Regions from separate parts of the Mus musculus genome. Here regions 1, 2 and 3 are each linked to region 4. The links are chromatin loops, found by intact Hi-C in ENCODE. Cell type or tissue: heart. All regions are shown on one strand.

The links. A loop is a pair of places that touch in the nucleus more often than their neighbours do. Peaks named below come from ENCODE experiments on the same cell type or tissue, not always from the same donor. Only the 100,000 strongest peaks of a DNase experiment are listed, where the experiment ranks them.
Region 1: a loop joins it to region 4, with 7 times the contacts of the local background. A loop is called at or near these places in 12 of 42 quality-filtered maps.
Region 2: it touches region 4 in a loop (2.7-fold over the local background); 2 of 42 quality-filtered maps call a loop at or near these places.
Region 3: it touches region 4 in a loop (2.3-fold over the local background); 5 of 42 quality-filtered maps call a loop at or near these places.

What each region holds. Positions count from the first base shown.
Region 1 is chr13:45,634,174-45,642,173 of GRCm38, forward strand. The region is part of intron 6 of Atxn1 (ataxin 1); the gene reads right to left. Among named protein-coding and RNA genes, the nearest start is that of Gm34582, 110 kb to the left of the region's middle. In heart, a CTCF peak has its summit at 3,283 (motif pointing left); a DNase peak (open chromatin) is centred at 3,388; H3K27ac peaks cover 1,184 bases.
Region 2 is chr13:45,803,279-45,811,278 of GRCm38, forward strand. All of the region lies in intron 3 of Atxn1 (ataxin 1), which reads right to left. Among named protein-coding and RNA genes, the nearest start is that of Atxn1, 160 kb to the right of the region's middle. In heart, a CTCF peak has its summit at 4,697 (motif pointing left); a DNase peak (open chromatin) is centred at 6,823; H3K4me3 peaks cover 982 bases; H3K27ac peaks cover 1,204 bases.
Region 3 is chr13:45,690,513-45,698,512 of GRCm38, forward strand. Atxn1 (ataxin 1) reads right to left here. Exons shown (of 8, transcript NM_009124.6): 6 at 7,309-7,433. Among named protein-coding and RNA genes, the nearest start is that of Gm34582, 170 kb to the left of the region's middle. In heart, CTCF peaks have their summits at 3,683 (motif pointing left) and 5,694 (motif pointing right); DNase peaks (open chromatin) are centred at 2,159 and 3,199; H3K27ac peaks cover 2,185 bases.
Region 4 is chr13:45,567,218-45,575,217 of GRCm38, forward strand. Atxn1 (ataxin 1) reads right to left here. Exons shown (of 8, transcript NM_009124.6): 7 at 1-1,363. The coding sequence starts at 1,200. Among named protein-coding and RNA genes, the nearest start is that of Gm34582, 46 kb to the left of the region's middle. In heart, no CTCF peak of the experiment used is centred here; a DNase peak (open chromatin) is centred at 4,694; H3K4me3 peaks cover 497 bases.

The DNA of each region.
Region 1 (8,000 bases), 67 kb after region 4:
CAGAAGTTACTGCTTTGGGGATGATGGGACAAACTATATCTTTTATTGGCCAGTTTGGATTCTAAACAGCAGGGCCAAGGGGATCAAGGTGAGTGTTATATGCAGGGTGTTGGGGGCAGGGAAGGGAGGGCAAATAAAACATCCTGACCTTGGTGTTCCTCAGCCCACAAAGGAAGCTGATTATTCTTGGCTCTCACATGACCTTTTCAAAACAGAACCTGGAACTTTCCTTGGAGAGCCACCATGGTTCTTTTAAGCAAGACGATTAGAGAGACAGAATAAAGAAACAAACATAGAACCAGACCAAGTGAACTTTGTTCTGGGCATGCCTGGTTTTTCCCATGTCACACTCAAAGGTGCTTTGCCCTCAGGGAAGGGTCAGCCTATCCTTCTTGTCCCAAAGTCACATCCATCATGCAGTCCAGATCCCTAAGTAGACACAGAAAGCTCTGAATGAGGAGACCTTATGACACATTGAGTTGTCGGGGGACATTTTAACCTTCTTGGGGGACTATCTAGCCCACTTCTGCTGCACTTTCAAGGATAAGACTCATTGGTACCGGGCAGAGCCCAGTCTCCCTTCATGCCAACAAAGGCTTGCTCTATTCAAGTTGGGTCCCAGCCCAGCTGTCAGGTGGGCAAGCAGTTTTCCATATAGGTTCCTTCCTTCCTTCTTAGCTCACCTCTCTCCTGTAGGAGTCTAGTTACAGCCAGGCATTATGGCTTGAGAGTTGTCTCCCTGCTTCCTGTTCCACTCTGATGCCAGGTGTCTTAGCTCTACAGCGCCACTACCTAGAGCACCCAGCCACCATGCTTCTCTGACTGCAATGGACAGAACTCCCTTTGGCTGTGAGTCAGAATAAAGCCCCCTCCCTTCCCTTAAGTTGCTTCTTGTCAGGTACTTGGTCATGGTGATGAGAAAAGTAATGAATATAGGACAAAACCTTTAATTTTCCAGTCTACTTGCTTCAGTTCCACTCAGTAACTTCCTTGAAGTTCACTATGTACCGGGTGATAGAGGTGGTCTAGGTTACAATGTTATAATGCAAAACTTGATGAAAGCCATGATCTATGTCACAATGTTACAACGCAAAACTTCCATGCTGGTAATTCAGGAAGCTTCCATCTCAGAAACAAAGACTCTTTTTGTTACTCAATCTGTACTCCTTGAGCTAGCTGGTCCTTGAATTTACAGAGTCTCCTGTCTCTGCCCTTCATTCCTCCATGGGACTGCTGGGATTATAGATGCTTACACAGACTACTGTATTAGGCCTTTACATGGGTCTTGGGGATCCAAATTCAGGCTGTCAGGCTTGTAAGACAAATGTCTTATCCACTGAGCCATTTCCTCGGTCCTGGACTTCTTTTCTTCTTGTAGAAAGCCCACAGTATACTTGATGCTTGGTCTTGGCTGATACTCAGGACTGCTATGTGTAAAGTACAGCAAATGTCCATTATAGAGCTCATGAAACCATGATGTGAAAAAGGACGTGAGAGATAAGAAAGGTTGAAAGAGCTAAGTGGAAGAAGCGCAATCTTCTGACAGGGGAAGTATCTTCTCTGTCCTACGCTGCTTCGGGAGGTGACACCTACCAACCTAGGTCATAAGGACCTAGGAGGTCTGTCACATTTTGGGATCTGATAATTTTTACTACTCAGGGATGGAAGGGGTTAATTCTCTTACTGTAGTTAGCAACAGAGAAAAAGACAGGCCAATCAACAAAACTCATGGTGTCGCAGGGTAGAAACAGGAGCTGACAGGACCTTTCTGAAGGGGATCAGAGGACTTACAGAAATAAGTGACTTAGAGTCTCTTTCCAGTTAACTAGACTTTGAGCAATGGCTTCCCTAAAGCCTGCGTTCACAACCAATCACTTGACCTCTGGATCCAATTCATTATTAAAAATGGTAAGACTCCATCTTAAAAACCCTTTTCTGCAATAGAGGAAGATCCCAGAAAAGGGATTCAACTGTGAGGGAGAGACGCTGAGTTTATGATGTGTATTTTTTCACCTACTTTCATAATCGTCCCGTCCCATGGTTTTAATGAAGAGGAAATAAAAGACAATATGGCTAGATAATTAGTCTTGATTCTCACAGCTGGTGGGCAGCAGAAGTAGAGCATGAATCCAGAACGGTCAAATTCTAACATGCACTCTACCCCAATGGACGCTTACAGTGGTATACAAGTAGGTGCTTAATAACAAAAAACCTGGTAGCCAGGGATAGGGAGATGGCTCGGTGGGTAAGGCCTTGGCTGTTTAAGCATGCAGACCTGAGGTCAAAGGCCAAACACCCACAAGGAAAAGCCAGTGCAGGCCTGTAACTCCAGTACTGGAGGCACAGGGTAGGAAGCTCCTGGCAGCTCCTGGCAGCTCATTGGCAGCTCACTGGCAGCTCACTGGCAGCTCACTGGCAGCCAGATGAGCTGAAAGGCTGAGTTCCAGACTCAGTCAGAGACACTATCTCAACAATAGCGGTGGAGAAAGAGATGGAAGGAGGCATCTGATAGCAACCTGTGGCTACAGCAGATACATATTGTGAGGTTTAACCGACCAGATGAGCTCACGGTGAGCTTCATTCTTAACCTAGGTTGGTTAAATACCCCTTAGTCATTTATTATAATGGAAACAGTCATTGTCATCAAGAGGACTGATACTGGCTGCTTGGGAACACATGACTGTCACTTGCTTTGACATTTTCCAGGAGGAATGCAGTTCTGCTCTTGTATTTAACATTTGCATGATGAGACTCGCTGTTTATAGAATGGTGCTTGCATTTTCCCCTCCTGTGAAAAAAAGCTCTCTCTCTCTCTCTCTCTCTCTCTCTCTCTCTCTCTCTCTCTCTCCTTCTCTCTCTCTCTCTCTCTCTCTCTCTCCCTCTCTCTCTCTCTCTCTCTCTCTCTCTCTCTCTCTCTCTCTCTCTCCCTCCCTCCCTCTCTCTCTCTCTCTCTCTCTCTCTCTCTCTCTCTCTCTCTCTCTCTCTCTCTCTCTCAGCATGGCCATTGTTTTCATGGGCATCTGGTTTTTCAGTCTTGATAGGAATTTGGCTTGTGCTTTCTAATTCATCTATGAGTTTTTATATAACATCATGCAATTTAAAAAGCTGGGGTATCTGGTTTTATGATGCTATTAAGAAAAATGTAAAGGCTCTCAGATGCACAGAGACCCAGGCTCCTTTTTGCTCCACTTCACAATTTTTTTTTTTTTTTTAAAGCAAGTATAAAGTTTTGCAGAAGTTTTGTGAGATTCTTCTCCCCCTGCTGGCCACTCACGGAAGCTGCCTGAGCTGACCAGATGCTGGATGTAAAAAGTCAAAGCCAGGGATGGTTTTATGCTGTTGGCACACTCTTAGCATTTAAAAAATTAACGCTCGACGTTGTTTGGCTTCCAAACATTGGGACTGAATCACTAAAAGCACATGAAGAACTTGACACGGATCATGGAGGTGGCTGGCGTCAGAGGAACTAGCCTTTGCCCTAGTCTCTCCCTTTCTGTCACGCTGGGCAAGTTGCAACCGTGACTGGCCCAGTACTGCCCTTATGGTTACCTCCAAGTCTGAAATACTATGACATTGCCATGAACCTAATTGACATCTCTTCCCTGAAGGGATGTATAATCCACTTGATGATAAGAGATGAACTCTGTAAGCCAATTAGAGAGTCCATGTGTTGAAAGCCGTCATGGAAAAGGAACCTGAAGTGACCTGTGGAGAAGGGAACGTTCTTCTATGTTGCCAGCACTGGGAGTTCTGAATAATAGTTACCTCATCAGCTACCATGGACTTCCTCTCACTGTTCAATATTTTGAAAAATACATTTTATCCAGTGAACCATATAAACTTAAGTGAGGATCGTCTCTGATGGACTCCTTTTGTTTGTTTGTTTGTTTTTGTTTTGTTTTGTCTGTGCTTTCTTGGCTGTCCTTGAACTCACTCTGAAGACCAGGCTGGCCTTGAACTCATAGAGCTCTAGCTGCCTCTGCCGCCTGAGTGCTGGGATTAAAGGTGTGCACCACAACTGTCCAGCTTTGTTTCAGAATCCAAAGATGTAAAACAGTATAAATAAATAATCCCTTCAGTGAAGTCGTCGTTCTCATCTTCTTCCTCTTCTTCCTCCTCTTCCTTCTCCTCCTCTTTTTCCTCCTCCTCCTTCTTCTTCTTCCTCTTCCTCCTCCTCCTCCTCTTCTTCTTCTCTAAACTTTCAATGTTCAAATACTGAACCTTCAGTAGACTGCAAATCTATTAGGGTCCTAGATAGCCAGGCTTCGAACAAAGCCTCTTATCTATGCAACAGTGTGTCTTTCAAATGAGTAGGCCACTCCTAAAGATGGGAAGTATTCAAAAAGAAGAAGCAAAAGGGATGGTTTATAAGATTAGCTACTGATCTACACTCTTGAAGAAAATGGCAAGATGATCTTACATTATCAACAATAGTAAACAACTCATTTCCATGTATTACTGACTACAGGGATTGGCTGTCATGGTTCTTATTAGCACATGTTACTTAAATATTAATAGTAAAGTAAATTCAGTGGTTTTTAATACGTTAGTAAGTGCTGCATGCAACAGTTGGGAACTCAGGAGCCTTATTCATAGGGCAGACTCAGTGAAAGCCTTCTGGGATGTGGCGGCTGCTCCAGCCTAGCAAGACGTCAACACACAACTGTCACCACTATTTTCTAGAATCTTCTACATGTCCTCTTGAAGGTAGAAAACAATATTGTGGGATAAAGTAGGATTTAAGATATTTGACAATGGAGCAAGGGCAGGAGAGAATGAGAAGAGATTCTAAGGCCATTGATGGTGCCCAAGGCTAATCCAATCCTGCCAATAACTAACTGCGGAAGAGAAGAAGACTGGTACAATACACATGCTGCTGGCTTTGTGTGTATGGAGGGGGACCAAGTTTCCAGTCATTCAAAGCCCTGCTGAGATGTAGTTAAGGCCTTTGTAAGCCAGCAAATCACTTGAGGTAACACTGTCATTTCCCCCCATTGTGTTGAAGCTGTCTTTACACAGGCCCTTTAGTCGATGGTCAGTTCTTGAGGTTAACTTGAAAACCTTAGATTATTTCTTCATCTCTAGATATCTTACATGGCAGGCCCCTGAGGCATATTAGTTAGATACAAGATTGAATGTGTGAAACAAGGTTTGGTTGTATTGAGGTGATAAAATGTATAGCATCTTGTAGGGCAATCCTGAGATTAATAAGATTAATCTGTAATGAGATTGCTATAAATGCTGATCCTAGGGCTAGGAAGATGCATCTGTGGGTAAAGTTCTTGCTGTGTAAGGATGAAGACCAGAGTTCAGATCCTCAAAATCCATGGAGAATCCACAAGGCACAGCAGCCTGTCTGTAGTTCTAAGAACCCTGGAGTTGGAGACAGAATACCTTGGAAACAAGCTGGGTAGCCAGCCTAGCCAACCAGTGATCTCTGCTCTGAGTGCGACCATGCTTCAGTAAGAAAGGCAGAGAGAGTGATCAAGAAAGATACCTGATGTCAATCTTGAGTCTTCCCATACATACAGACACACAGACAGACAGACACACACATGCTCATGAGTCTACACACATGTAGACATGTATGCACATATACATAGAGCTAAGATCTTTTAAGAACGTTGATTCCCTGAACTGTACTTGATAGACTCTGACTCCCCATATTCTAGTAGTACTTAATAGCAGAGACTCTGGCAGGAGCAGCTAGCACTTCTGACAAGGTGCTGTGATCAATAGATTATTGATTTGGATCCCCTTTGTAGAAATCCTGATCCACAGGTCAGACAGACATGCTTGATGCATCCCCAAATTCAAAAGTAGGAAATTGAACTAGCAATGAGTACAGTCTCAACATTGAGTCTATCAAGATTAATGAATCCACGGCTTTAGGCTACTTGGGGATAACTGTTGGATACCTTCGCTGTCTTATCTCATAAGCCCACGCAGCTAGGAGGCACGCACCCCACTCCCACCTCAGAATTATCCTAAAACAAAACATAAAAAAATCCAACTAACTAACTAACTAACTAACTAACTTCCAGTGTCCATACATGTCTGTCTATGGCAACATTCTCCATCTTTGAGAAACTTTACTCTCAGACTCCTTCACCTCCAAGAACAACAGAAGTAAATAGGCCTAAATGATGCCAGCTTCAGCACCTTTCAAGGCATTACTTAAATCTCACTTACACCCTAGGAAATCCAATGGGTGTGTAAAACCTAAATGCAGCCCAGTCCCATCAAAACAAAAGCCCTCGGCATCTAAAGCCTTAAACCTTCCATCTGTCTCCCTACCCCCACACATATACAGAGTAGTAATTCCCCAAAGCTCCCAAGAGGCACAAGCTTGGCAATGGAACACAGCATCCCTGGAGTGACAGTCCAGTGAGACTTTGTGCCTCAGCATTCTTGGGGCCCGGCTTCTCTGCTGGGAGCTAAAGGCGTCATGAAAGTGCATGGTGGCTGAACGCAGAGGGGAACACACTCCCTGGGGAGCTGGTGACACTTTGGATACCTGCTGTCACCAGGTGTTGAGAGTCATGAAGCCAGACATTCTGGCTGCAAGGTGCTGCCCTAGGGACAGTCAGGAGGGAAGTCCTGTGGCTCTCAGCATCGGGGTGACAAGGTTGCTGTCTATTTACAGTAAGAGCAGACGAGCCAAGCCGTCGCAGGCATGAGGAACAGGGCAGGCAAGCAGCGTCTGATGAACGTTCTGTGGAAATGTGGCAATCACTCTGCTGCATGTTTTCTCCTTCACTCTCACGCCACCCCGCAAGCAGAAATGATTACTTCATTTAGGAGCAAACCGAAGCTGGGGAACAAAAATCTTCCTCAAAATGCTAAGCAGATACATTAAAGATGCAGGGCCTTAAACCTGGGCCTGTCTGGTTTTTAACACGTTCTTAGCCCAGTGCCTTCCATAAGGCAAAATTATTTTTAGGCCTGAAGATGTGATTGGCCCACTTTGAAGACAAGGTTTCAGATCCAATATTTCCGTTCAAGGTGCGGGCTATACCATTCAATGTAGTTTGAGCCTCTGGCACTGTGAGTCACGTCTGTACTAAGAAAAGAATCATTTACTAAGGCCTATCTGGTATCCACATCAGTGATGTTACATTCAATGGATGCTTAATAAATGGGCTAACGAATAGGAGTCAGTTGGTTTGAGGGCATAAACGCATGAATGAATGAAGCTAAGGCTGAAAGGGGCATCAGGGACTCAGTCAGCAATGTTGGCTTAGTCCATCACTATATTCCCATACCTGAGAAAGTTAACTTCAACACAAGCAAATGTTTTAGTTATCATTGTTCTGAAAGCCCTGGTTAAGCATCAAGTGACCTTAATAACCTAGGCTCTGGTGACGGTGGCATGTGGTGGTGGCATGTAATAGAACAAACCACTTACCTCACAAACCAGCAAGCAGAGATGAAAAAGAGAGCAAGTTCCCCCATACCCTAGTATCAAGGGCATACCCATACTGCTCCCAGAACCTCCTCTGTGTAGCACTACCCTCTGGGCCAAAGAGCAGCCATCTTTATTATTATTATTTCAGCCATCCTACTTGCCAAAGATCTTCTCAGCGGGGCTTGTTGACTGCTGACATTCTCTCAAAGAAGGAGAAATGAGGGGGGTCATGGGACCTTCCTCTCAACCAGCTGTAACTGACCTAATTACATTTGGCCTCGGGGTCTTGGTGAGAGACTAGAGGGACTAGATTACATAGGCTGGGGAAGACTTGGGGAGGGGGGCCCCACCTATGCAGCTATGGGGAGGCCTTCATCCATATTGGGAAAAGACTTTCCAGTGCAGCTGAAGGGGGTCACCCACCTTCCCTTCCCTGCTCTGTAAGAAAGTCCAATAAATGTATTGGTTCCCCAGGGAGAGCTTTGGTGGGACCAAACTTTGCTCTATCGCTAGGACTCTAAAGAGGAAGGGGCAGATACTCCCTAGCCTCTCCTAGGGAGAAAATTCTCTAAACAGGTCCTATCACTTTCTA
Region 2 (8,000 bases), 240 kb after region 4:
GCCAGGACAGCAAAGAGACGCCGCTAGGTTCTGAGCTGTGCTAGATGTAGAATTGAGCAGCCAAGAGCCGAGTATGGAATGGCTGAACTTGGTAAAACATGCCATGGAGCTCGCTCAGCACAGGTTGTAGGGACTGGTAATCACTGTGGCATAGCTACAAGACGACCTTCCGATGACTCAGGCTACCTGGACCTCCATAGTTAGATGCTGTCACTTCCTTTTGTCTTGTTCTCCTTCCTCTCCTCTCCCTTAGCTTCTCCTCCTTTTCTCCGACCTCCCTTGATCTCTCTCTCTCTCTCTCTCTCTCTCTCTCTCTCTCTCTCTCAGTATCTCCTCTCCGGTTTCTCAGAACGAAACACTCGGATATTCAAAATAAATACATGCATTCCTTTAGCAGAGATAACTGCTCACTGCCTTGCTTCTCGGGTTCATTAGTCATTAAATGAGACATTGATGCCCGAGGAGAAGGTTAGCATTGAGCTGGGCTCAGTTATATAAATAGAAGTCCATGGTCCAGAGTACTTCTCTAGCGTGCAAGACAGCCCGAGTTCCATCCCCAGGATCATAGATATAAACTCTGCAAGGGGGCACACAGCAAGAATCCCAGCACCGGGCAAGCTCAAGGTTACCTTTTGGCTATGTAGCCTGGCCTAGGGATCCTGCCTCAAAATAAAATAAGAAAACAGAATAAAACCATGCATGGTGGTGTCTCTGCTCTCAACTGGCTACTCAGAGCAGATCTGAAAACAAAGCCTATGGTTACCTGAAAGGCCAGCAAAATGGAGCCCTGTGATAGTATCTGCTCACAAACCAGGTGGGAGGACCTCTACTTGCCATTTAGCTGCAAGGTTGTCCAGCAGAGAAACTGGCCTCTACTCTGGAGCCACACCTCCTTCTCTCTCTCCATTGCTGTGGAGACGAGGAAGAGGAGGTGTTGGTGTGTCGGCACAGCCATGGCAGAGCCATGCACAGGGACAGCTGCAGCGGAGGGGATCAGGCAAGGCCAAAGGTTCCTACGTGTCCACTCACCTAACAAGACTGTCCCCATTCTACCCAATCTCAAAGCCAAGGATACGTAACGCATTAGCACCCCACACTTCTCTAGCTTTCAACGGCCAGTCATCATTGTCTATAAGGTGCTAAGCTGTCAGTCTCACCAATCACTCAGCAGGAGGCTGCACAGAGAGGATGGATCAAGGCAGACATGAAAGGCCTCACGGTTAGTTGATATAGAAAGAAATATGTTTTGACATCGAGGAGACCCAGCACTCTGAAGGCTTCTATGTGAAGCTCCCCATGGCCATTTCTTATGTTAGAAACGAACCGTGGGTCTAAAGGGCTAGCTCAGTTGGTAGCCTGTTTGCTAGGCTACCAACAACAAGAACACCACTTTGATCTCCAGCACGAACATAAGAAACTGGACATGCTGACACATATGCTGGGGTAGCAGAGAAAGTCCTGAGCTTCAGCCGGGCCCAGGGACCAATGAGAGACTCCATCTCAAAACACAAGTCATACAGACTCTGAGGACCAACACCTGAGGTGCATCTTTGGCCTACACACACACACACACACACACACACACACACACACACACACACACCCCACACAAACACACAAGCTTAATTGGTAAAGGACAGCTGATGTCTTTTAATAATAAACAAAACAGCTGTCACACTGAAAGATGGTATTATTTCTAAGTATTAGCATGTCCAGATATGGACTCTTCTCTTTCTCAGTGACATTTCACAGGGGGGCACACTTTGGGGAAATCACTAAAATGACAGTGTTCATTGCTAAATGTCACTGGAGTAGTAAATAAATCTATTCACTTTTAGGAAACTTTAGCAGAGCAGGATAATAACATGTCTGTAATCCCCTCCTCCTGAGGCAGGGGGATCACTAAGAGTTTAAAGGGCACTAGAAGATGTGTATTAAGACCCTGTCTCAAAAGCAAAACAACTTTCAAGATGAATATCACGCCATACCTGGACATCTTGAATGTAATGGTATGATTTTTTTTTCCTTATGAAACTGTAGTAAATGAATCATGGTTATTTTCTACCAATAACCGAGGTCAATAGGACTGGAAAGGTAGCCCAGTTTGTAAAATACTTGCCTTGCAAGCATGAGGTTCTGAGTTCCATCTCCAGAGCCCAAGCTTAAAACATGCCTTTAGAGCCAGCTGGGATGGTGCTCTTATTAACCCTAACACTGGGGCACCTTGAAGGTTAACCAGCATAGACTGGTGGCAGGTTTCCAAGCCACATAGAGACATTGCCTCAAAAAGTAAAGTGGAGGGTGTCCTGAGGGATGCTTCTTGAAGTTGAACTTTGGCCTCCACACATATGCACACACACACACACACACACACAGAGGCATGTGCACAAATACTAACGACATACTTGAACCTCCTTTCATAGCCCTGAACGACACATGCCGTGTGCTATCGGCAACACATCTTAGGAAGCCAGCTGACCCTTCCTATCTGGTCTCCATTCTGCCTGGGTCAATGGCAGCCACAAAGAATGCAGTGCCATTTTCATATCTAAGCAAAACCACACAAAAAAACAAAAGGCATCTTACAGTAATCCCCCAACGTCAAAGGAAGTGATTCTAGAGTATCCACACCGCTGATTACATTAACACAGATAATTAAAAGTTGCCCGTCTAATAATATTAGGCAGCAGACACAACTTTTAGAAAATGTCTCCCTGGTATTAGCTATGCAAAAAAAAAAAAAAAAAAAAAAAAATCCCCGGGTGAATGTTCCTCACTAATCAAATCCATCTCCTCTTAAGAGTGGGTATAATAAATGGGTAGCCTAGAAGGAAGGCTTTGAACAGAATGTCTCACTATTGTCTGATTATTCTAAATTTAAAACTCCCAACAAAGGCAGGGATTATTCTCCTGGAGGTTCAAGATTCATGAGAGTTTGCTAATGAAGTTCCTTTAGGAGAGCAAATCAAAAAATTGCTATCTGCAAGCCGCCAGTGTTTTATGCTTGGGTGGTGTTTTTTAAAATCAAAGTCACTATTCATTCAACAACAAATGTTTGTCTGGAGTAAATGAATGAGAGTAATGGCCTCGAAGCACTTCACAAGCTTAATCACCTCTAAGCTACGACTCAAGAAACAGCTTCTATCCAGCCTGAATGCACATGCCAATCAGAGTGACATGGCAGCCGTCCTGCGGAGGGCTGAAGTGAGTGAGGCCCGGAGACCACAGCATACCTTTTGCTGCTTATAAAATGACTCATCTTGGGGATGGATCTATCGGCCCCTGTATTTGCCTTTCTGTGATGTCTCCATACAATCTGGAAAGCTGAAAATTTCAGGGCAGACGAGATAAGATTCAGAACATCAGACAAAGTGAGGGGAGTTGCTGAGATCACAAAAGGGGTAAAATCCTTCCACCTTGATACTAAACGGAATGTTAATATATCACCCCTAGGGGGAACAGAGAGCAAAAGACTCACGCCGAATCTTTCTGATACCACAGTAAGAGAGACATGTGCCTTTAGGACACAGGACAGGGGGTAGGGCAAGACTCCCTGAGGCTTCTGGCTTATTCCTATTCTTCCAATAACATTGATGAAAACCATCCTTTTACCCTCATTCCGACCTTAGACCAGGACGCAACCAGAGAACTGGCCAGTTACTTAACGCCCACCTGTTTGCAACTCACAGGCAATGCTAGTTAAAAAAAAAAAAAAAAAAAAAAAAGCTTTTTGATTTGTTTTTGTTTGTTTGTTTGTTTGTTTTATTTTGTTTGCAAGTGGAATCTACTCGCCGAGTAGCAGGTCCTCATGCATTTCAGGGATCTCGGACATCTTACAGCTTTCCCCAATCCATGCCAAGGGAATTAAGGCCCTGTTACCCCCACAGAGAAATGCCTTCCGTGTGCTCAGCGTAAGGCAAAGTGCAACGCACCTCCCACAGGTCTATTTTGGCCCCAGTGGATGGATGGGCACCCTCTATTTTATGCAGACTAAAGGGGAAAGTGAAGTTTACCTTGGAGAACGTCTCCCTTTCCCCAACGGGGCCCCCTAAAGCCCCTGAGGTCTCCCTTTCCTAATTCCTCTCCACCGCGAGGGTCCTCCCAAGCCATTAACAGTCTTGAATCACCCTATTGTCTTCTTAGGAATACACTTCACTCATTGTTTGCCTCCTTAAAAAGAAAAAAAAAAAAGCTACTTTTAAACCCTTTAATTTTTAAAGCAACGCATCAAAAGCTTTCCTTTCCTTTCTGGCATCAGGCAGCAGTGGATGTTCTGAATGGGTAAACAGTTCCTACTTTCAAAAGGCCTGTTTCAGTGCGTGTTAAAGCCTGCCTTCTGGACGGAGATGCTTTGAAATCACCAACCAGGTTCATGTTCCAGACAGCGCCTGAGCGTGCGTTACTCACTTACAAATTAGAAGAGGCGAGGATGTGGTGCGGTGTCGTCAGTGTACCCGTTAGGAGATAATGATACATCCTGGCCGGCCACATCATCTTAAGGACCACTCTCGGGACGCGGAAGAGCCCGAGTGCAGGGAATCACAGCAGCCGAGGGAATAGACTGACCACTTCTGCTAAGGCTCTGCACCCCCCTCCCACCCCCAGAATCAAATCTAGTTCAAGAGGGACAACCCTATTATAGCAGTTCTGGAATGCCTGCGAGCTGGGGTCCACCCCGTAGCCATGCGCCCCCTACAGGCAGCTCTGAGTATTGTTCTCCTGCTAAATCCTACCTAAAACCCTAATTCTGTCTTTCTCCTCTCTCTTCTCCTTGCAATCCATTGCCTAAGGATAGATAGTTCAACAGTACAGATATAGTGCCATCCATTCATCCCAGAACACAGTTTGAGCCAGCTACAAATTTTCAAGTCAGAACTGCTAACGATTCCCTAGGTAGAGTATACAAAGCCTTAATTAACACTGACTGCCCGAGAGTGGTAGAAAACATAATCCCTTGATCATGGATGGCATCCCTGCCCCCTGCCTGCCAGGTAAGTAAGGGAAGACAGGTGTTGAAGCAAGCAGGTAACCAAGGAGGGAGAGAAACACACAGCTCCCTCAGTCCCCACCATAAGAAGGGTAGTTTGCAAAAACCTACAGCTGACCCAGGCTTCATTCAAAGGTCCAATTTTCAAAACCAAGTATAAATGAGCCAGGAATGGTGGCTCACATCAGTGATCCAGACACTCTGCAAGCCCAAGTAGGAAGAAGATCAATTTGAGTTTCGGGTCAGCCTGGACTGCATAGTGAGATTCAAGTCAGCCTGGGCTAGAGTGAGACCCTACCTCAAAAAAAGGCTTCACCCCTCTAAAACATCAAATATATGTGCTATGGCTAAAGTTTAGATAGGTGGGGGGCATGGAGGATTGGGGGTGGGAATTAAAGGTATAGGTGAGGATATGAGCAACCAGTCAGGAGGTAGAACGAGTTAGAGTAACCAGAGTATTAAGTAGAATAAAGAGGTAGCTTGGTGGGGAAAGGGGATGTGGGGACCTAGAGGCGAGATTCAGTGAAGGCAGGCCTGGAAAGATGGCTCAGCAGGCAACGGTGGTTACCATTCACCCCAATGAACACCTTGATCACTTGGAACCCACATAGTAGGAGAGAACCAGTTTCCACAAGTTCTTCCCCTCTCCCCATGCCCCATCGCACATGCTTGCCTGCTTCCACACAAGATAAATACATCCTAAGTCTTTAGAAAAGGATTTATAAGGACCTTGCCCCCCCCAGAGAGTATCTCTGGATCACAGCAGGAGGTGGCATGGAGGACAGAGAACCCAGTTCTACAAACCCCCTACCTCTCTCAAGATTTTCCAGGTTGGCACCAAGAGGACAGTCCCACCTGGAAGAGCGGAGGTACGGTGGGATGGATGGCACATGAAACTTGATCTCTTAGGCTAGAAACTTGTAAAGGGGGGGTTCTCATAAGGTCCCCTGCCCAGGTCTGAGCATGGGGAGGTGGCAATGGGGACCTGATACAAGCTATTCCCTAGACCCCCTTCAAAGGCTAGGGGGGGCCACTCAATGCATATGAAAGACCCAGGGTTGAATCCTGCACCAAAGATCAAATATCAAAGCAATGCCAGCAAAGTCTAACAGCAGTCAGAGGAGCCTCGCCATTTTGCATCCAGCATCTCAAACACCTATCACTGTGCCCTCCTACCCCAGCAACCGTGTTCACCTGCCAGAAGCCAACTCTTGAAGTACAGTAATGTACCAGTCGGGAACAAGGAGACCTTCAAACAAGAGTACTCTTGTTTGTACAAACCATGGCCTTCATCTGTAATGACTTTTCCCCTCATCTGTCACATCCAGCTACTAAACAGTAGCTCACCTGGCTAGTCCCAGGCATGCAGCTCACACTGCCTATTTCTGGATCATGTGCACTGGCCGGAGGCTCCCAGCCTCCTGGTGTGTAGATAACAGCCCTTCAACGGACGGACGATGGCAATATTATTGACATCTACATCTGTCACCTACCCCAGTCCTTCTTAGTTCAAATTCTGCTTTCTATTTTGGTTCGCTGAGACAGAGTCTCCTATAATCTAGACTGGTCTCAGTCTTGCTATATATCTGAAGAAGAACTCCACGTCCGATCCTCCTCCTTCCACTTCCTACGGGCAGGGATTGCAGTGCCTCACTCCTCCTGGCTAGGGAGCGTCTGCCCCACGAGGGCTGCTCTGCACAACCCTGGCAGCCCTGTCTCTGCTCCAGACCCATCCTGACTTTCTAAACAGCGGCACCCCTCCCCCACTTACACAAACACGCAACGGACACCACGTTCTCTACAGCATCTCTTCTTCTAAGTCACTTTTATTAACAACAACTGCCCCTCGACCAGTGAGAAGAGAAAACACCAGACACTGAATATGCCTTGACTGGGTTCGTTAAGCCTATGACCCTCCCACTGCCTGCCCGCACTTGACCTCCGTCTTGTTTTGTCATTTGACTGCATTGTGTTCGGACCTGAAGAGAGTTGTTTTGTTCACTCTTACTCAAAGACATGTGATGCTATTGTTCTTTGTCTCCTTTAAAAAAAAAAAAATCTGCTGGCATTCTTGCCATCCCCAGTAAGACAAGGGCCTTCGAGGTTTGCTGAGGCTTCTGGGCTGAAGCAATTATCTGCTGAACAACCAGAACCCAGCTGTAAAGGCCAAGAGGAAAAGTGCAAAGGGTGGCTCAGGCCACGCTTTGAATCGTAAACATTATTGCGGGCAGAGTGGGTTGCTGCTGGCTGGTATGTTTTCCCGCACCTAATTGGGCCGGGTGGCACGGCACTCCTGGGGACCATTACAGAGATACAAGTGTGGCTTCCGTGCATAAAAGTTGTGTGTCTGGCAATCTGGGCACAGGCTTACTTTCTACAGACTGCTTTCTATGCTAAATGTTCTGCAGGAGTTCATGATTCCAGAGGATTGCATCAATGGTTCAGGGGATCTGAAAGCCTCTCTGGTTGTGTTTTATGAACGCCTAGCTCTGAGCTTCGAGTGCAGCTTCTATGAATACTTCAGAACCCCAGGAATATGACTAGGGCCCAGACCTCTTAACCTGAAGCTATTTTGTTACATAGCCCAGAGAAATAATCACACAGAAGACAAGACCAGAAACACGATACTTGATTCTCTATCTCAGGAAGGAGAATAACAGAGTAATCGCAGTGTGGAAGAGTGTAGGCTGGAGGGGCAGGGGTCTAGAGCGAGGCGCAGACTGGGAAGCAAGAGGAAGTCTGGGTCACCAGCATTTAAGTGGCTCAAGTTTCAGAATCAAGCCTGTGTACTGGGACTACCAGGTACGATGAAGGAAGTCTCTTTAGATGGTAGGGCCGTGTGTCAAAGGAATCCATTAACAGCTACGCAGGCAACAAGCAGAGAAGCCTGGGTCCAGAAGAAATTGAGAATCAGAAGGCTCTCCCTTGTGTGGCGATCTCACCCGTCACCCACGGGAAATCACCCACAACAGAGAAGAGCAGAGATGGTCCAGTGCTCCAGCTTCCTCTTGGG
Region 3 (8,000 bases), 120 kb after region 4:
GGTCTACCTAAGTCACTAAGTGACATCCTGCTCCTGGAGGCTGGCCCAGATGAAGGAAATGTAAAATCCTCTCTGTGCCAGGTGACTGCCAGCTCCATTCCTGACCCCCCTCAAGGCTTCCCATGTCCATTTCCACTCCTTTGGTTGTCTTTAGGGAAGCACCTGCCAACAGGTTGCTATGACAACTGGCAACACAGCTGAGGCACAGAAATAGATCACCAGGAGAGCTAGGAACAGGAAAGGCAAACCCCAATGATAGCACTGAGATCCCCAAGGCTGCTCTGACCCCCCAAAAGGAGCATGAAAGGGGGACAGGGGACTCCCTTCAGGCCCAGGATAGTGACTCTATTCCAAATCATGTGTGCTAGTAGCAGATAAGCAATAACCCACTGACATTAATAGATTTTGTTTATTAGTGTTCTGAGAGTCCAGGGAGGAAATTTATTCAGAAGTACAAGTGTGACAGACAGCCAGAGGCAGGTAGAAACACTGAGGTGGTTAAAGAGAAAAATCTGCTTGCACAAGAAATGGTGGCCTTAAACAAACAAACAAACAAACAACCTAAAGATTTATTTAGTTTTATACATAAAGTACACTATAGCTGTCTTCAGACACACCAGAAGAGGGCATCAGATCTCATTACAGGTGGTTGTGAGCCACCATATGGTTGCTGGGATTTGAACTCAGTACCTTTGGAAGAGCAGACAGTGCTCTTGCCTACTGAGCCATCTCGTCATCCCCCAGCCCCTATTCTTACTGTCCCATTCCTTGGAAAAGAAAGAAAAGGCAAAGTAGACTAGAAATCTAGGGCTGTCATAATGGAGAAGGGAGCTTTGTGGCCAGTGCTTTGCTCTATGGAGTGAGTTTGACAGTGCTTACAAAGCCCCAGGAATGAAGAATGTATAGCATATAAAAAAAAATCACTCCTGTGCAAGCAACAAAGGTTCCAGAAGGGGGAAAAATATCAGAAATGAACAGAAACCAAAAATGATCTTAGCAAGAGGGTTTAAGATCAATAAAAAGGATGTGTCCCAGTGTTGGTGAAGACGACAGACATCCTGACTGAAGTAGTGGCATACCCTAGCTCTGGGACTCGTGCTGTGGGTCTGTTGGCCAATTCTGCCAGCATCACCAGCAAATACATTCAACTGCCAGGCACTCAAGAACAGAAGGGAGACAGTCTCAGGAACTTGTGTATATATGCTCGAGAAAGAAGTAGAATTTACAGGAAAACGTTGGTTAAGGGCCTAACGGGTATGCTCCAAAGATTTTGCCTCAGTTACCAAGGCAAATTCTCAAAAGCTGAACATGTTGGCACTTGCCCGGACTTCCGGAACTTGGCATGGAGATATGGGAGAATTAGGAGTTCAAGATCACCGTTAGCTGTATAACAGCTTGAGGCCAACCTGAGCTATGGGAGACCCAGTATCAACAGACAAGCAAACAACAACAGCAACAGCAACAACAGTAACAAAACCTCAAACGACTGTGAACGAAGATCATTACTTGTACGGCATCCTGTTTCTATTTCAATTTTGGCGAGGTCAATTGTTTCAGGAACATAAGCACAAGTAGATAAAAAAGACCTTGCAAAGAAAGACCAACTTGCTTCAAAATAGGCTTCAAAGAATGCAGTTTGCTGCCTCATCTAAAGGGGTTCTGTGCTTCTGCAAACCGCTCTCAGCGAATCATGTAATATATTCACCCAGATGAAAGAAGATAAATCAGATCTTTCTATCTAAGAGTCTTCTTAGCAATAATCTACTATACAGCAAAGCATTAGATCCCTGGTCCCACAAACTTCTAGTGACAAAAGTCTGGCTCTGAGATCTCAGGTAGCCTGACTCAAAAGCAGCTAATACAAGTTTTATCTTTCAGTGTTTCACACTTCTTGGGGCACACACAAGTATGGATTGACCTTATTCCCTTGCTAGGAAGTTTAAGGCAGAGGCTCCCAGAAATACGGCTCTGAGTAATTCTGCCCAGCACCCCTCTTGGCACACCTGAGTGCCTTGGCATCTCCAACTCCAGTGGAGCGCTTCTGAGATAAGCTCCCGAGCACAGTGAACAGAGATGGCTCAGTCCTGCACGCTGGACTGAGAACTTCTCCTGATTCATAACCTTCTTTTAACAAATAGTATTCTAAAGGTCAGTTAGAAATCGTCACGGTCGGTTAGGCGGCTCCACCCCTTCCTATCCCCACTCCCCCCTGCCCCCAACACAGATATGGCAGGAGTTCACAGACTCTTCTTTGCACAGCTCTTTCCTTCTGTGAGACTGCTGGGGGGTGGAGGGAGCTGAGGAGAGCGTCTGTGCCTGCAATGGCTGGACCTGGCCAAGCAACTCAGAGAGCAACAGTTAAGACTCCTCTCAGAGAGAATGGCCTATACTCGGGTCTCCAAGAGGTTCCTTCTCCGGGTAACATACAAGGGAAGCGGCCCGAAATGAATGAAGCTACCATAAGTGAGATTTGAAGGAGGTGAGGGGAGAGATTCAAATGAGCAAGACAGGAAATCCTTGTAGAATCCTGCATGGAAAAGGACAGAGCCTCCTCACCTGTGGTCCACAGGCCAACCTGCAATTTCAAACAAGGACTAAACATGTGGAGGGAACCCCCTGTACACACACACACACACACACACACACACACACACACACAGATGATAATAAAATGTCCTCTCTCAGACCCTCTTACCTATTTCAGAATGTTTGTATGATCTAGAAATTGGTATCGCAGATGCAAACCTAAAAACTCCGACCTGACAGACACATCAGGAAACCACTTGAGTGTTCTTAGAAGAATGTGCACGTGCGGTTTTCTTACTCCTAGACCAGAATTCACACCCCTTGTCTCTGTGCTGTTTGAACAGGCAGAGTGCTGTTTGGTTTTGCCTGCTTCTTCCTAGGTGCACTCTAAATGGTATTCTAAGCAGTTATTCTGATAAAGGGCTGGAAAAACACCCAAGCTTTAGGACACCTTCATTCCTGTCATCCTCAGAAGCAGGGAAGTATGATGTGGCCTTCCAAAACTGGCTTCTGGTAGCTTTCTCTCCTCCCAAACACCACAGAGCAGAAGCTGGGCCTCATCTGAAGTAACCCATCAATTCTTTCCTCTAAGTGGTATGCCTGAGGGGGAACGCTCCCCGTGACCTTGTGCTTAGCTAACTTCCCGTGTCATGCAGCACTTCCGGCCCAGCTCCGTGCCAGGAATAAAAGGGAACGCAGATGTCAATGAAATGACGGGGCTATACGAGATAAAAAGATCGCCATCTGTAGACAGTCATGTGTAGGCTGCTCATAGACAAGAAACCACAAACCACTCAGTTGGAAAAGAGGAGGAACGGCGTGGGGTGGAATTTTGCTTTTTAAGTACCCCAAAATCCCCCAGGCTCACTAATAGTTACACTATAATATGATGGCCTTAAATGCTTTCCCTACCCACAGCAATATCACACATATCACAGACATTTAGCATCTACTCCTACACTGCAGTGAGATCAGTGGATAAGACTGTGACTCTCCAACACTTACACAAAAAGTCAAACATGGCCATGAGACACATGTGACCTTAAAACGGTGGCAGGGCACGGAGACAGGAGGACCGCTTGGGCTTGCTAAGCTGTCAGCACCCACATTGTCTAGCTTCTATTAGCCTGTAATTCCTGCTGCGGGGAACCTGATACCCCCTTCTGGCCGCTGAGAGTACTCTCACTCATGTATGCACACATATGTACAATTAAAAATAAGGACATCTTAAAGGTTGTTAGATTTACTCACGTTTGCGTGTCGACAAATATATCTGGGCATACACACACCATGTCAACGTATAGGGAGATCAGAGGACAATTTGAAGGAGTTGGGTCTCTCCTTCGATCACGTGGGGGCTGAGGGCCTGAATATATATCGTTAGAATTGTTGTGAGCCCCTTTAGCTGCTAAGCCAGTGGCTCTCAACTTTACTAAGGTGGTTCCTCAGGTTGTGGTGACCTCCAGTCATAACATTATTTTCACTGATACTTCACAACTGTAATTTTGCTACTGTCATGAATCATAATGTAAATATCTGTGCTTTCTGATGGTCTTAGGCGACTCCCGTGAAAGGGTTGGTTGACCCCCCCCCAAGGGGGCCAGGACCCACAGGTTGAGAAGTGCTGTGCTAAGCCATCTTTACATCAGAAGGCTACACTCAGCGCATTAAGCCAAAAGCACCGGAAACCTAGGTTGTAGCAAACCATTGGTTTTTAAAGGAGTTAATGAGGAAAAAGGAGGAGCTGATCTGCTCCACGGCAGAGCAATGTCTCCGTGACACTCGACACAAAAGCTACAACTGCAGAGGTCATTCACTTCCATTTCTCTTGTTGTCCATCTTGAAATGTGTCACCGTGTGTGTGTGTGTGTGTGTGTGTGTGTGTGTGTGTGTGTGTGCTGAGACCCAGGTCACATGGCCACTTGCCACATCGACTACAAAATTCAGGTCTCCTGACTCCTCCTCCTTCAGCTTTCAGTGCCTTCCCCTTCCTGTGCAAGGCTTGAAGCCTCTCAGCTCTCTGAGAGCCAGGTGGAGACACACACACCTCTGTGGGTAAAGGCCAACTGTTAGGAAGAGTGTGACAGAAGGGAGCGGCTGCTAATGAGACAGGCCTGAGTAATCAGGCTGAGGCGTTGTCGGCAGGAGCTGATGAGGCTGGACCGCTTGGCCGAAGATGCTGTGATCACTGCTCACACCTGACAACACCCACACTCATACCCGTCTGCGTGCAAATACACATTCCTTGGCGATCCCTGTTTGTCACACCCTTCTGAGGCACCGGCCTCAAGGCTCTCAGGGCATGAGGACCAAGCTGAAAATAGAAACGGAGGGTTAGAAGGGTGGGGCAAGGTTCAAGCAATTCAAGCAGTGAAAAGAAAGTCCTCGAAGCATGCCTGAGGAGGTCACTGGAGTTTCACATTTTCTTCTTCTCTGCTCACTCTGTTTACAGAGAGATTCTTCAAGTGCCTTAGAGTTGACCGTGTGGTATCTCCAATTTTACTCTTCAGGACCTTAGAGAACTTTTATATCTGAGGTCTGATATAAGCCCTTAATTGCAACAGTGTAAAAGGCAAACCCACCATAACAGTCACAAAGCTGGCCTGGACCAAAGTAACTCCTCTCATTTAAACGGAAGTTAGGTCTGAGAGTGACTTTCTGTAAGACTCATGCTTCCCAGGAAAACAGCAACTTAGAAAACATCATGATGCCAGCAAGTGACCTGCCCAGCAGTGTTTGCGGTGAAACATCCTAAAACTTAAACCCAACAGGGCCCCAGAGTTGTCCGTGAGCGTGACGAAAACTTTTATGAGAAAATAACGTATACAATTCTCCCCCCATGCTGCAGCCCTAAACCAACATGTCCGTTGCTTATTGATTAGGAGGCGTACAGCAACCCACAGATTTATAAAATAACACTTTCTTTGGTGGTGATGGGGGTGGTGAACTGCCTGGGGTCATCGATATATTTGACCTTAACAGTATGACTAAGAATAAAGGACATGGCCATGGGTTCCAGGGCAAGTCACAAACTTATAGAATCCACGGGAGCACACCCACCAGTGAAAACATGCTAAAACAGCAGCGCCTTCCATCAGCTACAATGAGGGGCAGCAAAGTATTGCATTTAAATTCAAGTGTGTTCCATAGCTGCAGTTGCTCATGGAGGCCAGTAGAGGGCACTGAATCTCCTTGGGCTGTAGTCACATAGAGTAGTGTGTTACTCTGATGTGGGTGCTGGGAACTGAACTCTGGGCCTCTGGAAGAGTAGCATGTGCCCTCAACCTCTGAGCCGTCTCTCCGGTTCCAGGAAGTTTTAAACTGAACGAGTTAATTTTGGCAACACTATTAAACCACTACGAAATAGGGATAAATATTTTAATATATATCACAAGATGGTTTTGAGAATTCTTTTGACATTAATACCCTTTTTCTCTCGGATATTTGATGTATCTATCTCAATTTTATGAAATCTTTTAGGCAATCATAAAGAGTAAGTGATAAAAGACTGAAAAGTAACTGTGATTGAGTCACCAAGAAATTCAGTGGGTAAGGAAGGGCACAGGCTACCAAGCCTGACCACTTAAACTTCAGTGAATAAGAACCTAATAACAAGCTATTCTCTGACCCCGACATTCAACCTCTCCCCCAACACAGACAGGCAGTAAGTATGATTTTTAAAAAAGACCTAGAAAGTTCAACATTTATAATATATATGTTATAAAATGTCCAGTTACATGTATACCACACACCCAGATTCTAATTGAAGTTGGCTCTTTATGTTCTGAAAGGCGAAGATATTATTACTTTTTTCCCCCAGCAGTATCAACTGGCTATCCAGGACTTTCCTGTGGTTATATTCTTTCCTGGTCAACACTCTCCTAGATTTTGTGGTGTGTGTATGGGGTGTGTGTGGTGTGTGTGTGTGTGTGTGTGTGTGTGTGTGTGTGTGTGTGTGTGACAGTCACATTCAAACAGCAGATCTAGGCAAACCCATTTCAAATTTCACAGCAAATAAGCTCCTCGAAGCTCAGAGTGGGCCACTTTATCAACTACCAGACCCTGAAACTTGTCAAGTGTCTTCAGCTGACATGAAGCACGGTTTACTAATCCCAACATCGCAGACAATCACCCTGATAAAAGCCAGTAAATTAGCCAATTCTAAAACAGAGAAAAACCCTAAATAACCATTCTTCCATACAGGCCTGACATTTTAAAGGTTAAAAACAAGCAAACAAACAAAACCCAAAACCAAAACAACAGAAACAAAAACCAAATTAATCAACCAAGCAACAACAACAAAAACCCGAAACCAAATCAACAACAGCAACAGTAGCAAAAGAAAAAAAAAATAAGAAACCAACAACAAACATTCTGGTTAAGTGAAAGAAACCCAAGACATATAATAATATTAGTTACGCATGGAAATCCAGGCCTTTAATCCTCATCTCATTCATCATGCTAGAGGAATGTGGCCAATATTGCCCTATACATTTGATACCACCGACTATGCCAATTGCAAGAGCATAGAACCCTGTAATTCACTTTTGGTGTACAAGCAGACCATCAGCTCTGCTCCACAGCAGCTAGGGGAAAGGCAAGTGTGTAGTTAATAAAAACAAAACAAAACGAAACGAAACAAAACAAAACAAACGAGTGATCATCCAGGGCTCACACTGATAGCCCCTCACATTGGGCAACACCCAGGGCTCACACTAGCAGCCCCTCCCACTGGGCTCACCCATCTTTACAAGGCAAGTCCACAGACAGTTGTTCACTTACAGCATTCACTATGCTCTGCTCCCAGGAAGCCTCCCTGAGACTTCACCATGGAAACTTCCCTCAGCAGCTGGGATGCCCAGGTTCTGGTGGTGTCTTTCTTTCTTTCGCAGAGAGGTTAGAAATACCTGGCATGAGAACAACCCAGAAAAAAAGGATATGGTAAATGCATCCATCCAATCACATCATTCAACAATCCGGACATCTGGTCAACCAATGTCATATTTCGGCAAAGACCATTTACCAGGACCTGTTTCAGTTAGTTAGTTAGTTAGTTAATTTGTGTGCTATATTTTTGTTTGTTTGTTTAATTGACTATCTGACATAACCAACCTTTTTTTTCTTCCTACATTTTTTCCCTCTCCCATGAAGTTGAAGCCAATTCTAGGAAACTTCAAACCTAATCCCAGGTGATATACAAACTTGCTCAAAAGAAGCCACTCACTATTTGTTAGAGTCTGGTGTTCACCTGTAATCCTAGTATTAGGGATGTAGAAGCAGGAGAGCTAAGTCAGACCCTGTCTCAAAAAATACCAAAACCAGCAAGGAGAGGGAGGAGGGGAGTCAGAGAGAGAGGAGAGAAAAATGTTAGAGGTATAGTTCAGATGTATAGCACTTTCGGAGCACCTGAGTTCCTGGGCCTAATCCCCAGCACTGGAAAAACAAACAAGATCCCCAAATAAGTCTCTTGACTT
Region 4 (8,000 bases):
CCTGTGGCCCGGCTTCCCTAGGTGCAGGCCGCTCTTGTCATTGAGGGTGGATGGGGAGGCCTCTCGATGCGTGGTCTGCTGGGCCTCCAGGTCGGCTGAGGGTGTGCTGCTATTAGGCAGAACCATCACAGATCCACGGACCCCGGAGGTATCACGACTGCTGTAGTCTGCTGGGCTTGGGTGGACCACCACATGCCTGGACTCATAGGGATGAGGCACTGACTTACTGCTTGCCTTGCCTAGGCTCAGCTCCACAGAAGATGATGCCCCATACCTCCGGCTTTTCTCCATCTCCCCATTCAGGACTTCCTTGGCTTGCATAGCCTGCTGCAACCTGCTGCTCTCGGCTTTTTTGGTGGACTCTCGAGGAACAAAGTGGCCTCCGGCATCACTATATTGCACAACCACCTGGGATGAAGGCCCCAGGGTGAGTGTGTGCGGGATCATCGTCTGATGGGGATGGAGGTGGACCGGGATGGGTGGGGGAGATGTCGCCCGCCCGGAGCTCTGTGGAGAGCTGGAAATATGGATGTACTGGTTCTGCTGGGTGGGTGGAGGAGGGGACCCCGGGTTGACTAATCCTGCAGCCCTGCTGAGGTGCTGCTGCGGAGGGGGCTCAACCTTATGTCCTGGTGCCTGGCTCAGACTGCCCATGTTGGCCAGCAGGGTGGAATAAGCCTCCAGCTGGGAGCGCTGTGATGGAGTGGTGGCCCCTGCAGCTGAGGCTACTGCACTGGTGACCGGGTTGCCTGATGGGGAGATCAGCTGGGAAGGGATAAAGCCCGCGTAAGGCCCACTGTATTGGGAGGACCCAATGAACTGGAAGGTATGCGAAAGGTGGGCGTACTGCACAGGAGACACCGGGGTCCCTGACTGAGGAGGAGGGTACACGGTGGGCAGCGTGTTGGCTGTGGGGACTGACCTGGGGGCACTGGGTGGGGAGTAATCCAGCCCTGCGGACAGTGCTTTATGTAAACCCATTCCTTGTAAACCATGCTCCCCGGAAGTCCCTGCTGACCCGTGCCGCCCACCCCCATGGCCGCGGATGCCAGGGGTGCTGGGGAGCCAGGCCACACCCTCCACGCAGTGGTTGTCGCTGGGCAGAGCAGTGGCCTTCTCCTCCGAGGGCCGGCTGGTGGCGGGGATCTCACGTTTCTTGGGAGGCAGGCATTCGTTGCTCCGCTCTTGGTTGGATTTCATTTTTCGCCGTCCCCCCTCCACGGTGGCTGTTTCACTGGCTGGCCGGCTCTGGTTTTAGTCTGATAAACAGAGAGTCACATTGGATTTCTGTAGGGGATCCAGGCCCTTCATGGGGAATCATCTCCCCGTGGGTTCTTTAGGCTGGCAGTGGCAGCTCCGGATTCTGAGGAGGAGGAGGAGGAGGAGGAGGAGGAGGAGGAGGAGGAGATGAGGAAAGGAAAGAGAGAAGACAGGGGGGAAAAAATCAAAACGTCAGCTCTAGGGAGAGAAACCCCACCAAGCCAAACCAACCAATCAACCCACCAACCACCAAAAACACTATTACCAACAAGACTAAGAGGAGAGGGACCCTCTCAGTTGGAATTCCAAAAGCAGATTATGGCCTAAGTGTTAAAATAGATAAAATGTTACCTGGTCTAAAGAGCCAGTAATAGTGACTAAGTTTCTTAAACATTTGCTTACTTATGATTTATTTATTTGCGCAGGTGCTTGTGAGAGTTTATGCACACCACCTATGTGCCAGTGCCTACAGAGACCACAAGAGGGCATTGGGTCTCCTGACACTGGAGTTATTGGCAGCTGTGAATCACAGTGTGAGTGCTAGGACCGGAACTTAGATCCTCTAGAAGAGCAGTAAGCGGCTGTCTTGACCACCGGCCACGTCTCCTGCACAGATGCACTTTCTTAACAAAATAGAGCAGGCAACTGAGCAACTCAAACATTTCTCTGCCTCTTCTCTCTCCTCTACCCCTTTCTTCTCTTCCTGGAGGGTGGATGGTCACTTTTTTTTTTTTTTTTTTTTAACAGCATCTCTTGTTGCTCAGGCTGGCCTCAAATTGGCCATGCAATGAAGGCTGGCTTGAATTCATGATCCTCCTGCATCAGCCTCCCAAAAGTTAGGATCACAGCCCCCCCCCCCAATTTTTTGGTAGATGATGCATTTCTGTAAATTGTTTACACAGAAAGGTTGGTACCATTCCCCGTCATTTGAGTAAGTTTATCTCAGTCCAATAAGATCCCAATTGTTTTGTGAAGGAGCAAGTTTTGAATAGAGATGCCCAGTGAGTCTTTGGGCAGCTTTGATGCCAGACCCAAACTCACTTGGCTTCAGGGCTACACTCAATCTACAGCAGTGTCCCCTATTCTAACAGTGCCTCCCACAATACACCCATGTACCCCAACTCAGCAGCAGTATCCCAAAATAATTCTTCTCACTATAAGTCTCAAGGGAATTTCATGTACAGTCACTTATAAGGAAACAGTAAGACGACTTTGAGATAGTTACAAAAACTATTCTAGTTTTTTTTTTATTAAACCAAACATAATATGTAAGATAAACCCTGTTATAGTGGCTCATGTAATTCCAGCACTTTGAAAACTGGGGCAGGAAAATGACCACAACTTTAGGCTTCCTTGTGCTACAGTATAAAATGCGGTCTCATAAAAATGCTGCATAAATAAGTACATGAATATGAAAGTAAAGTTGAACCTAGGCTTTGAAAGTTTCCTTAATAAAAGTTAGGCACGTGCTTCACCCACGTGCCTTCTCTTCCAAGTTTGTCTCTGAATATTTTCTCTCCACATCTCCTCCTCTTCTCCCCAGCAGGGACCTGCTCACTATGAGCAGGGGATGAAATATTTGCCAGACAAATTGCAGCCACGTGTCCAAACCTAGCGATGCCAGGAACTCTTACGGGAACAATCCCTGCCTCCATCTCAGAGAGACACTGAATTCTGAGTCACCACCCTTGTGTGAGCAATGTCTACCTGGCACAGGGTAGACTGCCAAGAAGACCAGTGTGAAGCACGGTAGCAGCAGGAGATAGGAGCACTGCCCACACGGTGAAGCTGCAGAGGGAAACAACATCAAAGGCTCTGATCTGGGGAGCTGCTTTTCTGGGGTTGGAACTTGAATGAATACATTTCCTCCTCAGATTGTTTTTCCTATGATCTGACTTTAGAACAGACCCTCAAACTGGGTGTGGTCACGAGTGTCTGTAATCTCAGCCCATGGGAGGCTGAGGCAGGAAAGTTGAGACTTTGTAGACCAGCTGCTTGGGCTACAAAGAAAGACCCTGTCTAAAGGGGCAGAAAAAGTAAGCAAGCAAACAGGCAAACAAACAAAGAAACACACAAACAAACAAAAAAAAAACAAATCAAAATGAAAACTCTAAGCCCTTACCAAGCAGAACCAAACGCATACTGTAAGCTCCCAGTCTTTAACAATTCAAGCAATGTCCATGTAGAACCAACAGCAAGATCCACAGTGCAGCATAATCCTGTGCTCAGCTCCTCATCCCTGTATCACACAACTCCAAATGGCTCTCATCCAGTTTAGTGTGTGTGTGTGTGTGTGTGTGTGTGTGTGTGTGCGACTAGCATGTCACAGTGTGCATGCAGATGTCGAAGGACAACTTTAGGGGTTGGTTCTCACCTTGCACCTAACTTGAGATGGGGGCAGAGGGTGACTCATCACTATTTTGTAAACCAGGCCAGCTGGCCTGCAGGCTTCTATAGGTTTTGGAGGTACAGACTCACGCCCTCACGATTGTGTGATAAGTAGTTTACTCTTCAGACCCCACTTTCCACTTCCCACCTGGGGCAAGGTGAGGATGGTTTAATCCCTCTCATTTGTTTTGTTTCAACATCACCAGAACAAAGCGACAAATGCCCCAAGAAGCTGCCCCCCCCCTCCTGAGTTTGAACAGGCAGATAGAACCTAAGAATGCAAATGTGTATAGGATAGTGGAGGTTTTTGGACACTCAAGTGTCTGAACATGAGAGTTATGTCAATAAGAAAAGCCCTCTCCCCCCAATACTGACAGGGCAGCCAGTAAACACGGGAAACAGAAGTCAAAAGACGTAAGTTATTCATACTGACAAAATTAAAAATAGCATGTACCTGAAGATGTAGAAAAACTGAAAGTGGGTAAGGAATTATGTTGTAAGTAACTTTATTCGGTAGGAATCTCTCCTATTAGGAGGACGAAGCATCATCGATACCCGGTGTTTTAAAATCCATTGTAAGGACGGACCAAAGCCAAACCCCCAAAGTATCAAAAGCATTGTTAATTTTTGCTGTCTTAAAAAAAAAAAAAAAAAAAAAACAAAACCATTAGTGCCAACCTTTTATCTCTAGACTCTGAGAATCACTCTTAAGAAAGAGGATGGCTAAGCTCTAACTTTAAAATGACTTAGTTATTTTATTTTATCTGTATGAGTGTTTTTCCTGCACGCAGGTGTACTACATGTGTGCCTGTTGCCCACAGAAGTCGTAAGAGGAAATCAGATTCCCTAGGAAGTGGAGTTGTTGGGACTTGACCCTGCGTCTTCTGCAAAGAGCAACTAGAACTCTTAACCAGTGAGCTATCTTTCCAGCCCAGAGTCCCCTCTCTCATACCAGCTGACAAGGGAACATAACCATTTAATCATTGCTGAGGTCTGCTCAGAGAACCAACCGTTCCATGCTCCCCCTGCTGGCAGCACAGGTGCACTGCCCCATAAAACGCCGCAGGATTTCATTAGGGATGTTCATGCAAGAGTGATATGTCAGAATAGGAAATGAGAGCATTTGCATATAGTAGTAGCCCCAGCCAGCGAGGGAATAGGTTAATTAGCTCAAGGCAGCTTGAGGGAAGAAAACGCAGGGGGCATGAAAGTCCTTTCAAAGCCAAGTAAAATGTCAAACACATTCAGGATGAGTCTTTAGCAACAGGCAAACAGAAAACTGCCTGAGCACGTGACTGCTGTATGCAAAACCAGCAAGCTCCTGTGAAGGCTGAGATGGCTCTCAGAGGCACAAGGATTTATTTATGCTACTTATCTGATAGAGGCTGGCTGGCTCTTCAGTCCTGAACGCTAACCGGGCTGAGCTTCTGCTAATGAACTAGCAGGAGATATCAACTGTATGTATTTATTTTTAGGACCGAAGATCAGACCCAGCACCTTGTCGATGCCTGACAAGTACTCTCCCACTTAGCACTATCTCTCTTCATCATATATCACCGCTGACAAATTCAAACTCATTCTGCTCACCTTAGCTGGAGATTCGCTTTGCTGAAACAAGGATGGAGCAATTAATAAAGATGCTGGAGTGTCCCAGGCTGAAGTGAGGCAAATCTCAGGCCATCATCCTAATTGCTTACATTTTAAAATTTTATAATTAGGACATTTATTATTATTATTACTATTATTATTATTGACATGTGCTATCAGCATGGAGCTGGTTCTCTCTGTCCATCACGGGGCTCTTGGAGAATCTGACTCAGGTTGTCTGGCTTGGTGGCAATGCCTTTACCCACTGAGCCATCTCTCTGAGCCTAGAGTAATAGTTTTTAACAGAAGAGGAATCTTGCTATGTTGTCTGGACTCAAGAGATCTTGGCCCTGGCTCCCCTGTTGCTACCTCTCTAGGTATTATCCTAAATGTGGGAGTGTTTGCCATGAAAGATGGCCAATTGGAGGGAGTGAGGTCTTTCTCCGTTCTACTAGCTCTCTGAAATGCCTGCATCTTCCACAAAGTGGTAGTGGATCCTGCTGGATTTTCACTCATCCACTAGGGGGCGCCATGCCCCATTACTGAGCAGTGGTGCGCTCCGGAGTTTTCATTACACATTATTATATATATATATTTCATTATTTTATTCTATTTTTGCACTCTGCCTTTCCTTCCCTCCTAAATGGTCTTCTTCTTTTCACAAAATACTAATAGTTTATTCTTTCAAGACTCTCTTTCTCTCATTATCTCAAAATCTATACCAGAAACATGATTTAAATTTGTAGGTCTGTCCAACTGGTTTGACATTGTGACATATCATCGCTACCTAGAAAGTTCACACTAAAGAACTGCTCAATGAGATTTTTCCCCCACAACGTTTGCTCCTCAAAATAAATCTGATGATGTTTTAGGTAAGTTTATAATTTTGTATCGGCCACCTTGACGGGGGTCATGTGTGGTCTGCAGGCTGGGCATGCCTTTAGCTATTGTGCCATTCTGTACAGGATGCATGATGCTTTTGCTCAAGTTTGGTTCCATTCCCCCCACCCCTGTCTTGGCCGAGAAGAGGCAAGACCTTTCTGTGCTACATTTCTGTCTTCTGTGAGGATGGATGGCTACTGGTTTTAAGGTCTGTAAATAGCAACTGGCTGCTTAGAATAGAAGACGCTTCTAGAATTTGACATATGGCCTTAAAAAACACACACACATTTCAAGGGTGAGGGTTAAGGGGAGATGCCGTTTCTACACACACAATCCTGACATTCTCAGTGAGTGAGTTGGACGCACCCCCCACCCCCCCCAGCTTCCACAAATAAGAGGAAGAAATGTAGATGGCTCATCAGGGTTAGAGCAGGTTCAGCGCCATAAACCTGCAAATTTCAAACACAGAACGTCCCACAAATTGCCCAAGTCTGTGAGTAGCCACAGGACACAAGTAAGAAATTCCACACCTGCCCTCCCATGGTGGACTGGAGTCACATGATAGGCTCCCTAAAAATATTACATAAAATGAAGATGATTGTCTCCTTCGTTAAGGCGCAAATACACGTTTGGGTGCCGTTCTCAGGTGCACAAATATTTAAAACTGAGGAAGTAGTGCATGAGGAACACGTCTTGTCCTAAACGCTTTGGATAAGGGATGCTAAACCACGCCAGGAGATAGGACCCTTGGCGTACTGACAGAGGTCACGCGGACACGGTGAGACTTCTTAGGTCCTCGCCTTGAGCCTTCCCATTTGATTTTATCACCAGAAGAATTTCTGGGTGCTACGGACAGAGGTCCTTCAGTTTGGCTAACTTTGAAAAACAAGCCCAAACCCAACATCCTGGGAGTATCCAGGAATGAGGCAACGGTCCTAACTAGACATCCTCAGGCTTGACTGGCCTGGCTTGCCTTAAAGGAAGTGGATCTGTGTTCCCGTACCAACCATGTTCTTCATAATCTGCCTCTTCAGCGGGCCTTCGCTGCTCAGCGTCAGCACAGGGCCCGGGACGGGTTGTCTCAGCACTATTTTTTGGTTCTGCTCTGTTCAACATTTTATTAGTGTTTTGGTTATCATCTGTAGAGGTAGCAGAAGGCTGGAGGGAATATTTAGTGTGTTGTGATTAATATGCAAATATATCCCCAGAGGCTGGACGTGATGGCATAGAACCAAGAAAACTAAGATTAATGAGAATAAAAATAAATGCCCGACCTGGGTTTTAATAGCTCAATTAGCTTAGTTGGAAGAGCTCTGGCTGAAGAATGGTTTAAAGGAAGACATCTAGGATTTGTTTGGCTTTTTCGTTTTTTGAGACAGGACCTCTCAGGTAGCCTAGGTTGGCTCACAGATGTGCCATGTAGCTAAGGACGGCCTTGAACTTCTGGTTCTCCTGCCTCTTCCCTCTGAGATCGGGATTACAGGTGTGTGCCCCACCCCAAGTCTGGGACTCACTAATCCAGTGGTCATGTATGGCACACTCTATGCTGGAAGCATTGTTGTTATAACAGTGTGCTGACAAAGAGTGGCTCCCCACCCACTGTGTGCTGAAAGGAAAAGCAATGACTAGAAGTAAGTGGGCCGAGACTGTTCAAATAAACCTTGTACTATAGAAAAACTGATCAAGGACTTTATTTTTTGCTGCACTAAGTGTCATGTGCTGCTGGGGTGACAAAAGAAACCAGGTTGTCCTTTCTAGGCAAGTGACATGGTGTCCCCGACCCAGCTCCCAATGGGCTCAGTGTGACTCGGGCTATAGTAACTCCTGCCCTGGTGGGGCACTAAGAATTGTGAGCACCCATGCGTCCTCTAGGCAAGCTTTCT